Linked DNA regions of Homo sapiens: region 2 is linked to region 1. A link is an interaction called in ENCODE POLR2A ChIA-PET data of the cell type or tissue named here. Cell type or tissue: GM12878. All regions are shown on one strand.

Region 1 (4,000 bases):
CTGACACTGCACTACAGTCTGGGTGACAGAGTAAGACGCTGTCTCAAAAAAAAAAAAAAAAAACAGAAAAAAGAAAAATCAAATACATTTCCTAATACATAATTATGTAGTAGTAAATACATAATTATTTACTAATAATTTCCTGGAGATTTTTAAATTTATATCTTGGCTTATACATTAAAATTACTTAACACTAGGCAAAAATACATATCTTCATGCTGGAATTAGGAATATTTTAGTTACCTTAAGTGGAATTATAATGAGATAACCAAACCAACCCCAAATTACATAGTATGTGGCATTATAAAAGAAAGATCTCTCCTGAATTTCATTTCCATTGAAAAGACATAGAATATTTGGCTAGAAGAAATTTCAGAAGTCATGGAAAACTTTCACTTGTCTTGAGAGGAATGAAGAAACTAACATCCAGGGAGTTTACTGATGGGTGCCTTGCATTGTGATTGGTTGGCTATAAGAAGACTGGGAGTTAGAATAAAAAAAAATTTATTAAACAAATTATTAAAAAAAAAATAGAGCTGGGGTCTTGCTATGTTTCCCAGGCAGGTCTCGGACTCCTGAGCTCAAGCGATCCTACCACCTCAGCCTCCCAGAGTGCTGGGGTTACAGGCGTGAACCACCAAACCTGGCTAAGGATTATTAATTCTTAGTTCAGTATACTTCCCAGAACACTGTGGTCACTGGATAATTTTGTGGCTAGCCTTGAAAGAATGTGGTGAGCTTCAGCTGTTTTGAAATTTGGTAGTGGCCTACATAGTAGCACAAATTATTTCCTAGAGTAAAATGAAATTGTGTAAGTTCTTGTTTTAATTTTTAATTTATTTTTGTTTCTTTTTTTACTTTTTTATTACTTATTTTATTAAAATTTTTTATTATTTTTTGTCTTAACATTTTTTAATTTTTTAATTTTAATTTTTTATTCTATTCATTATTTTTTACTTTTAAATTAAATTTAATTAATTAATTATTATTTTTAAGCCAGTGCCTTGTCCATTAGGTGACTGGAGTTAAATTGTGCAAGTTTTAAACTGCAATATTGGTTAAAATCTAGGGAAATTATAAATGTTACAATAATATGAAATCTTAAAGCCTGGATACAAGGCTATCGTATTTTAACTCCATTATATCAGGCAGTCTAAGTAGAAAGATATTGCTGGAAGGGTCTCAAAAGATTTTTGTTTTGTAGGTTAGGAAACAGGAAATGGGGCCCCCAGAGAACTTAAATCACTTGTTCAAGTTCATTGGGCCGCTTAGGGGATGTGGACCAGAATTTACATTTCTTTATTTCTTTCTTTCTTAAATTTTAGACCCAGGGGGTATATGTGCAGGTTTGTTACAGGAGTACATTGCATGTTACTGAGGTTTGGGCTTCTATTGATCTCATTACCCAAAAGAAAACATAGCACCCAATAGGTGGTTTTTCAACCCTTCCTGCACTCACCTTTTGGAGTCCCCAGAGTCTGTTATTGCTATCTTTATGTCCTTTGTACCCAGTGTTTAACTCCCACCTATAAGTGAGAACATGCAGTGTTCGCTTTTCTCTTTCTGTGTTAATTCAGTTAGTATAAAGGCCTCCAACTGCGTTCATGTTGCTACAAAGGACACAATTTAATTCTTTTTTACGGCTGCACAGTATTCCATGGTGTAGATGTACCAGATTTTCTTTATCCAATTTGCCATTGATGGGCACCTAAGTTGGTACCATGTCTTTGCTATTGTGAATAGTGCTGTAATAAACATGTGAGTGCAGGTGTCTTTTTGGTAGAGTGATTTCTTTCCCTTTGGGTATATATGCAGCAATAGGATTGTTGGGTTGAATGGCAATTCTATTTTCAGTTCTTTGAGAAATCTCCGATCTGCTTTCCATAGTGGCTGAACTAATTTACATTCCCACCAACAGTGTATAAGTGTTTCCTTGGCTCTGCAACCTCGCCAGCATCTGTTATTTTTTGACTTTCTAATAATAGCCTTTCTGCCTGACGTGAGATGATATCTCACTGTGGTTTTTTTTTTCTTTCCACAACAAAAGCCACATTCAATCTCATTGTGGTTTTGTTTTTCATTTCTCTGATGATTAATGACACAGAACTCAGGTTATTTATCTCCCATTTTGAGTACTCACCCACCACAGTACCAGCGTCTAGAAAAAAAATAGTTTCCTTTAATCTCTATTGATTTTACAGTTCAGGATTGAATCTGCTCTATAAAGTTAGGAATAGCTAACTATATTTACTCTAAACAGGAAGCTCTTCCCTATGGGTACTACACTGTTATCATGTTTTATTTTGGGGAGAGAAGGAGAATGTTATGGGTTGAATTATATCCTCCAAAAAGAAATATTGAAGCCCTAACCCCTAATACCTCAGAATGTGGCCGTATTTGGAAACAGAGTCATTGTAGGTGTGATTAGTTGATACGAAGTCATGCTACAGTAGGGTAGGCCCTTAATCCAATATGACTGATATTCTAAAAAAAGAAAGAGACACAGGGAGAAGAATGCCACATGGAGAGAAGGAGATACACAGGGAGAAGATGGCCCTAAAACAGTGGAGGCAGATTTTGGAGTGATGCATCTACAAACCAAGAGATGCCAAGGATTGCCAGCTGTTAGTCCATCCACTTTGTGTTGCTGTAAAGGAATGTTGGCTGGGAATGGAAGCTCATGACTGTAATCACAGCACTCTGGGAGGCCGAGGTGAGAGGATTGCTTGAGGGCAGGAGTTCAAGGCCTGCCTGAACAGCATAGTGAGACCCTGTTCCTAAAAAAAAAAAAAAAAAAAAAAAATAGCTGGGTATGGTGGCACACACCTGGAGTTTCAGCTACTTGGAAGGCTGAGGCAGGAGGATCAGTTGAGCTCAGGAGATTGAGTCTGCAGTGCTGCAGTGAGTGAGCTATGATTGTGCCAGTGCACTCCAGCCTGGGCGACAGAGCCAGACTCTGTATTTTTAAAAAAGAAATAAAGTAAAGAAAGAAAAAAAAATAAAAAAGGAATACCCAAGGCTGGGTAATTTACAAAGAAAAGAGGTTTATTTGGCTCATGGTTCTGCAGGCTGTACAAAAGGCATGGAACCAGCATCTGTTTCTGATAAGGGCCTCAGGAAGCTTTCAATCATAGTGGAAGGCAAATGGCAAGCATGGTGAGAGAAGGAGCAAGAAAGTGATGGGAGAGGGAGGTGCCAGACTCTTTTTATCAACCAGATCTCCCATGGACTAATAGAGTGAAAACTCACTTATTACGCTGGGAAAGGCACCAAGCCATTCTTGAGGGATCTGCCTCCATGACCCAAACACCTCCGGTCAGGTTCTGCTTCTAACACTAACACATTTCAGCATGAGATTTGCAGGGGACGAACATCCAAACTATAACATCAGCCATCACCGGAAGCTAGGAGAAACAAGCAAATATTTTTTCCCTACAGGATTCAGAGGAATTATGGTCCTGCCAATACCTTGTTTTTGCAACCTCTAGTCTCCAGAACTGTGGGAGAATAAATTTCTATTTTTCTAAGCTTTGTGGTTATTTGTTATAGCAGCCACAGGAAACTAACCTAGGGAGCAAGTCAATGAGAGAATTTATCAGGATTTTCCTGATCAGTCTGCTGATCAGTTTGCTCAAGACTCATGAAAGCTCACCAGCCTGGGGCATTTGTCTGTGGCTTCCCTTACACAGCATGGATTCCTATGGCTTTTCCTCACAAAAGATTTTCTAGAATTGGCTTTCCAAATGGGAGGAAGAATGGTGAAAGAGAGGGAACATAACATTTTCTCCTCTGCTTTTGTATTTGGAATTGACAAACTGGAGAAGAAAGCATGTATGATTTTATTGCCGTAGGTTCTGTATATGCTTTTATAGGCTACCAGCATACTATTAGTTTGCATGATGCGTGTGCTGTTATCTTAGTTTCCTGCTATTTTCCTTTTATTCTAACCATCTTAATACTATGCTTTGGGATTCAGACCTGTCAAGCTGTCTGGATTATA
Region 2 (4,000 bases), 330 kb before region 1:
ACTTCAAGCGTCATTCGTTATTTTAGGTAAATCTTATATAGCACAGATCTGGATTTGTTTATATCAAATCTAGAGCCCTGTTAGTTAGTGGGTTTTATACATTTACAGTTATTTTGATTGCTAATAAACTTTGAGTTATTTCTACTATCTTACTTTGTGTTTTCTATGAACTGAGCTTTTTGTTAACTTCCTTTTTTACTTTCCTTCCATTGATGTGATTAAACACTCCACTTTTTGTTTACTAATTTGTATGGTTTTTAAAATACATATACTTAAAAACATTTTAAGTTAATAATGTCTTTAACTTGTTCTTGAATGATACAAGGACCTTTATTTCCTTGTGTGGCTTATAATTTTTTTATTATAAGCATGGCTAGAGTTTTCTATAGGAATTCCTTGTGCCCTTTGACGGGGTCCTACATGATTTAAAGATTCCAGACCAGTTTTATGTTACTTTCTCAGCTTCATGTTCCTGATCTCTGTGAATAGTGTGAATTTGGATGTCACATGTACATGGGACAAGGTTTGCAGTTCAAGTTTCTGACTGTTAACTATTTGCCAGTCTCCCAGGGCAGTGAGCAAAGATTTTTCTGATTCCCTGTTCATGATTTTGGCAGCCATTCATGGCTCCTAGGTCTCTGCATGTAATTCAGTCCTGGCAATGTGCAAACAGGGCCCTGACACCTCCTCACAGGCATTAAACTTTGCCCTTCCCAGTTCTGATTCTCTGTGAGCCGCAGGACTTCAGTCCTATTACCCAGTGTGACATTTTGTTGTGGCTTTATTTTTGGCACATGAGGATTTATGATTCCAAATTTTGAGTTACACTATAAATTCCAAATTGTATTATTCTTATTTATTTTTTAAGCAGTTTATTTGTTTTGAGCAGGGATGGGGGATTCTTACACATCAGTACTGTCAACCATATTGACTTGAAGTTCATCTTTCACATTTTTACATTTAACAGATATTCAAATCTTAGTGATTTTTTATATTCTGAATACTGCATTATTCAGAGACATTGTTCATTTAACATTTCTTTTTCTCTTATTTAAAGTCACCAAATATTTTGATTTCTTTATGTAAGAGAAATGAAGCATGCAGAAATTCCTAACCAACTACAGTTTTGTGATAACCCGATTTTTTCTATAGATACTAAATTTTAAAAAATTTAAAGTTTGTATTTAATGTGATTGCTTTCTGTCCTCCAAATCTTCCAAAATATAGCTGGAAGACCAAATCTAGTATAGGCGGGGAGGTTACCTAAGCATTTTGCTGAGGCTTGTGAAAACCAGCTATGGTTAGTCTAACTACAAATGCATTACATTTAATTTTAATAAGGTTTGGTTTACAAACTTTAAGCAGGTTAAAGTCTACATAACACAGAACTCATGGAAAAATCTGCCTCACTGGTTAGACTGAACAAAGTTTCCTTAAAATTTGAAGAGAGATTCAAGAAGGGTAATATGTCATGGTAGATTATTAACATTAATAATTCTGTTTTATTTTAGAAAAGAATGTGTTTTTAGAAGTTTTATTCTTAAGTACTACATCCTCCTAAAGTCATCCTTCCATATAAATGTTTTGAGAGCTTGGCCTAATTCCTTATCACAAGAAAGTCAGGGCGTACAGTGTCCTCACCAGTATCTCCATGGAAACTTGTGCTTCGAATTTCTGCTTTCCCTGTATTATCTCTCTCCACTCTTGATTCTAGCTTCTTTCAGGTGTTTTCTTCTCTCTGTCTCTTATCCACACAGACATGAAGGACAGACTCCTTTTGTTTTTTTGCATCCTGCCAAATTCTAAAAGTACAAGTCAGAGTGACAAGCAGACAAAACAGCATAATGGGTGTTTTGGTGGACATCCTCTTTATCCCCCTGTTATGTTGCCAAGGCTGGAGTGCAGTAGCATGATCATAGCGCACTGCAGCCTCAAACTCCCAGGTGCAAGCGGTCCTCCCCCTTCAGCCTTCCCAGTAGGTAGGACTACAGGCATGCTAATTTTGTTATTTTTTTGTAGAGACAGGGTCTTACTCTTTTGACCAGGCTATTCTCCAACTCCTGGCCTCAAGCAATCCTCCCAAAGTACTGGGATTTCAGATGTGAGCCGCTGCATCCAGACTAACATCCTTATTTTTAAAGCTTCCTCTGTCATCTGTAACACAGGGACTTTTGCAATGGCTCTGTTTCTCCTTCCAGCCCTATACTTCTTCCACCATCCAGCCTGCCACCATATGTTGTATGCCATCAACCCTTTTTTATGTCCTTAATTCTCACTGCCTCCCTCTTGAGCTGCCTCTGGAAAGAAACCAAATTTTCCTCACTTTCTGTTGAAAAGCAAATCCATCTTCCCTTGGTGTCACCTTGTCTTTGTCTTGAGGCCCATTCACTTACTTCCCAATGGACTATTAAGGAGTTTTGCTGAACAAATTATTTCCCCAAGAAGAATTCTGTTTATAAGATTTTAAGATAACATTTTCCTCTTCCCCAATATATTTTTTAGAATGATTTTTCAACTCTTTGCTTAACCCCAATTTTCTGAAATGCTTTGATATTACTAACTTAGGTTTTATTAGATAATGAAAATTTCAAGAATGTAATTCTTGTGAATGGCAAACTATTAGTTTATATTTATAATATTTACTAGGCTAATTTAGTTAGAGCAAAAGGAATCTAAAAATATCTTGAATTGAGAAACCAATGTAGCTTGGATATGAATGATATAGATGAAATCATGTATCTGCCTGCCTAGTTTCAAATCTTCCTCTATCACTTACTAGCTGGTGTGACCTTAGACAAGTTATTTAACCCCTCTGTTCTTTGGTTTCCTCATCTATAACATCGAATAATAATAATAACAATAATAATCTCTATCTCATATGGATGTTGTAAGTAATAAATGAGTGTGTATATATATATATATATTATATATATATATATATATATCTTACAACAATGCCTAGCACCTGGTAGGCACTATATACATGTGTCAGCTAAGATTTCCTTACTTACACACAGAATCTCAAGAACAAAAATATGAGATAAAGGAAGCTTGACAGATGAGGGTTTTAGATTAAGTATTGTAGATATGTGATGTTAAAAATATACTTAATGAAGAAATCATTATGTTTAAATGTATTCTAATATACACTAAATGAATTCACAATATACTTCACATAAGGAGGTAAGGCATGTATCCTTAAACAGCTCTTGGTATTTTTTTCTGGCTCCTTAGAAAATCTGGTAACAGTAACTTAACTCATTTCAAGAGCTATGTTAAAGCTGGGTATGGTGGTTCACACCTGTAATCCCAACACTTTGGAAGGTTGAGGCAGGAGGATTGCTTGAAGCCAGAAGTTCTAGACCAACCTGGGCAACAAAGCAAGAGCCTGGTGGGCGGATCACTAGGTCAGGAGATCGAGACCATCCTGGCTAACACGGTGAAACCCTGTCTCTACTAAAAATACAAAAAAAAATTAGCCGGGCGTGGTGGCGGGCACCTGTAGTCCCAGCTACTTGGGAGGCTGAGGCAGGAGAATGGCGTGAACCCGGGAGGCGGAGCTTGCAGTGAGCTGAGATCGCGCCACTGCACTCTAGCCTGGGCGACAAAGCGAGACTCCGTCTTAAAAAAAAAAAAAAAACGGCCAGGCCTGCGGGTGAGCGCCTGTAGTCCTAGTTGCTAGAGAGGCTGAGGCAGGATCACTTGAGCCCAGGAGTTGGAGTCTGAAGTGACCTATGATTGTTCAACTGCACTCAAACATGGACGACAGAGCGAGACCCTGTCTCAAAAACTATATATATTATTAATTGTTTTTAAAAGGAACTATGTTAAAGTAGTGATTACCCAGGGGATTCACAATGCCCGTGAAGCACATTCTTATACCTCAGATTAAGAATCCCTGGCTTAAGAGTTTCTGGCAGGAAATTAAATGCAAGAAAATAAAAATAAAATATTTTTAAATGTTAAAGATTATACAACTTAGATGACCTTTTTGTTGCCA

What was found. Peaks named below come from ENCODE experiments on the same cell type or tissue, not always from the same donor. Only the 100,000 strongest peaks of a DNase experiment are listed, where the experiment ranks them.
Region 2: POLR2A ChIA-PET joins it to region 1 with 6 read pairs; 4 of 35 experiments call an interaction of 5 or more read pairs at or near these places.

The regions. Positions count from the first base shown.
Region 1 is chr5:91,359,469-91,363,468 of GRCh38, forward strand. No RefSeq gene overlaps it. Among named protein-coding and RNA genes, the nearest start is that of ARRDC3-AS1, 19 kb to the right of the region's middle. In GM12878, no CTCF peak of the experiment used is centred here; a DNase peak (open chromatin) is centred at 2,063.
Region 2 is chr5:91,032,938-91,036,937 of GRCh38, forward strand. All of the region lies in intron 85 of ADGRV1 (adhesion G protein-coupled receptor V1), which reads left to right. Among named protein-coding and RNA genes, the nearest start is that of LUCAT1, 280 kb to the right of the region's middle. In GM12878, no CTCF peak of the experiment used is centred here; no DNase peak of the experiment used is centred here.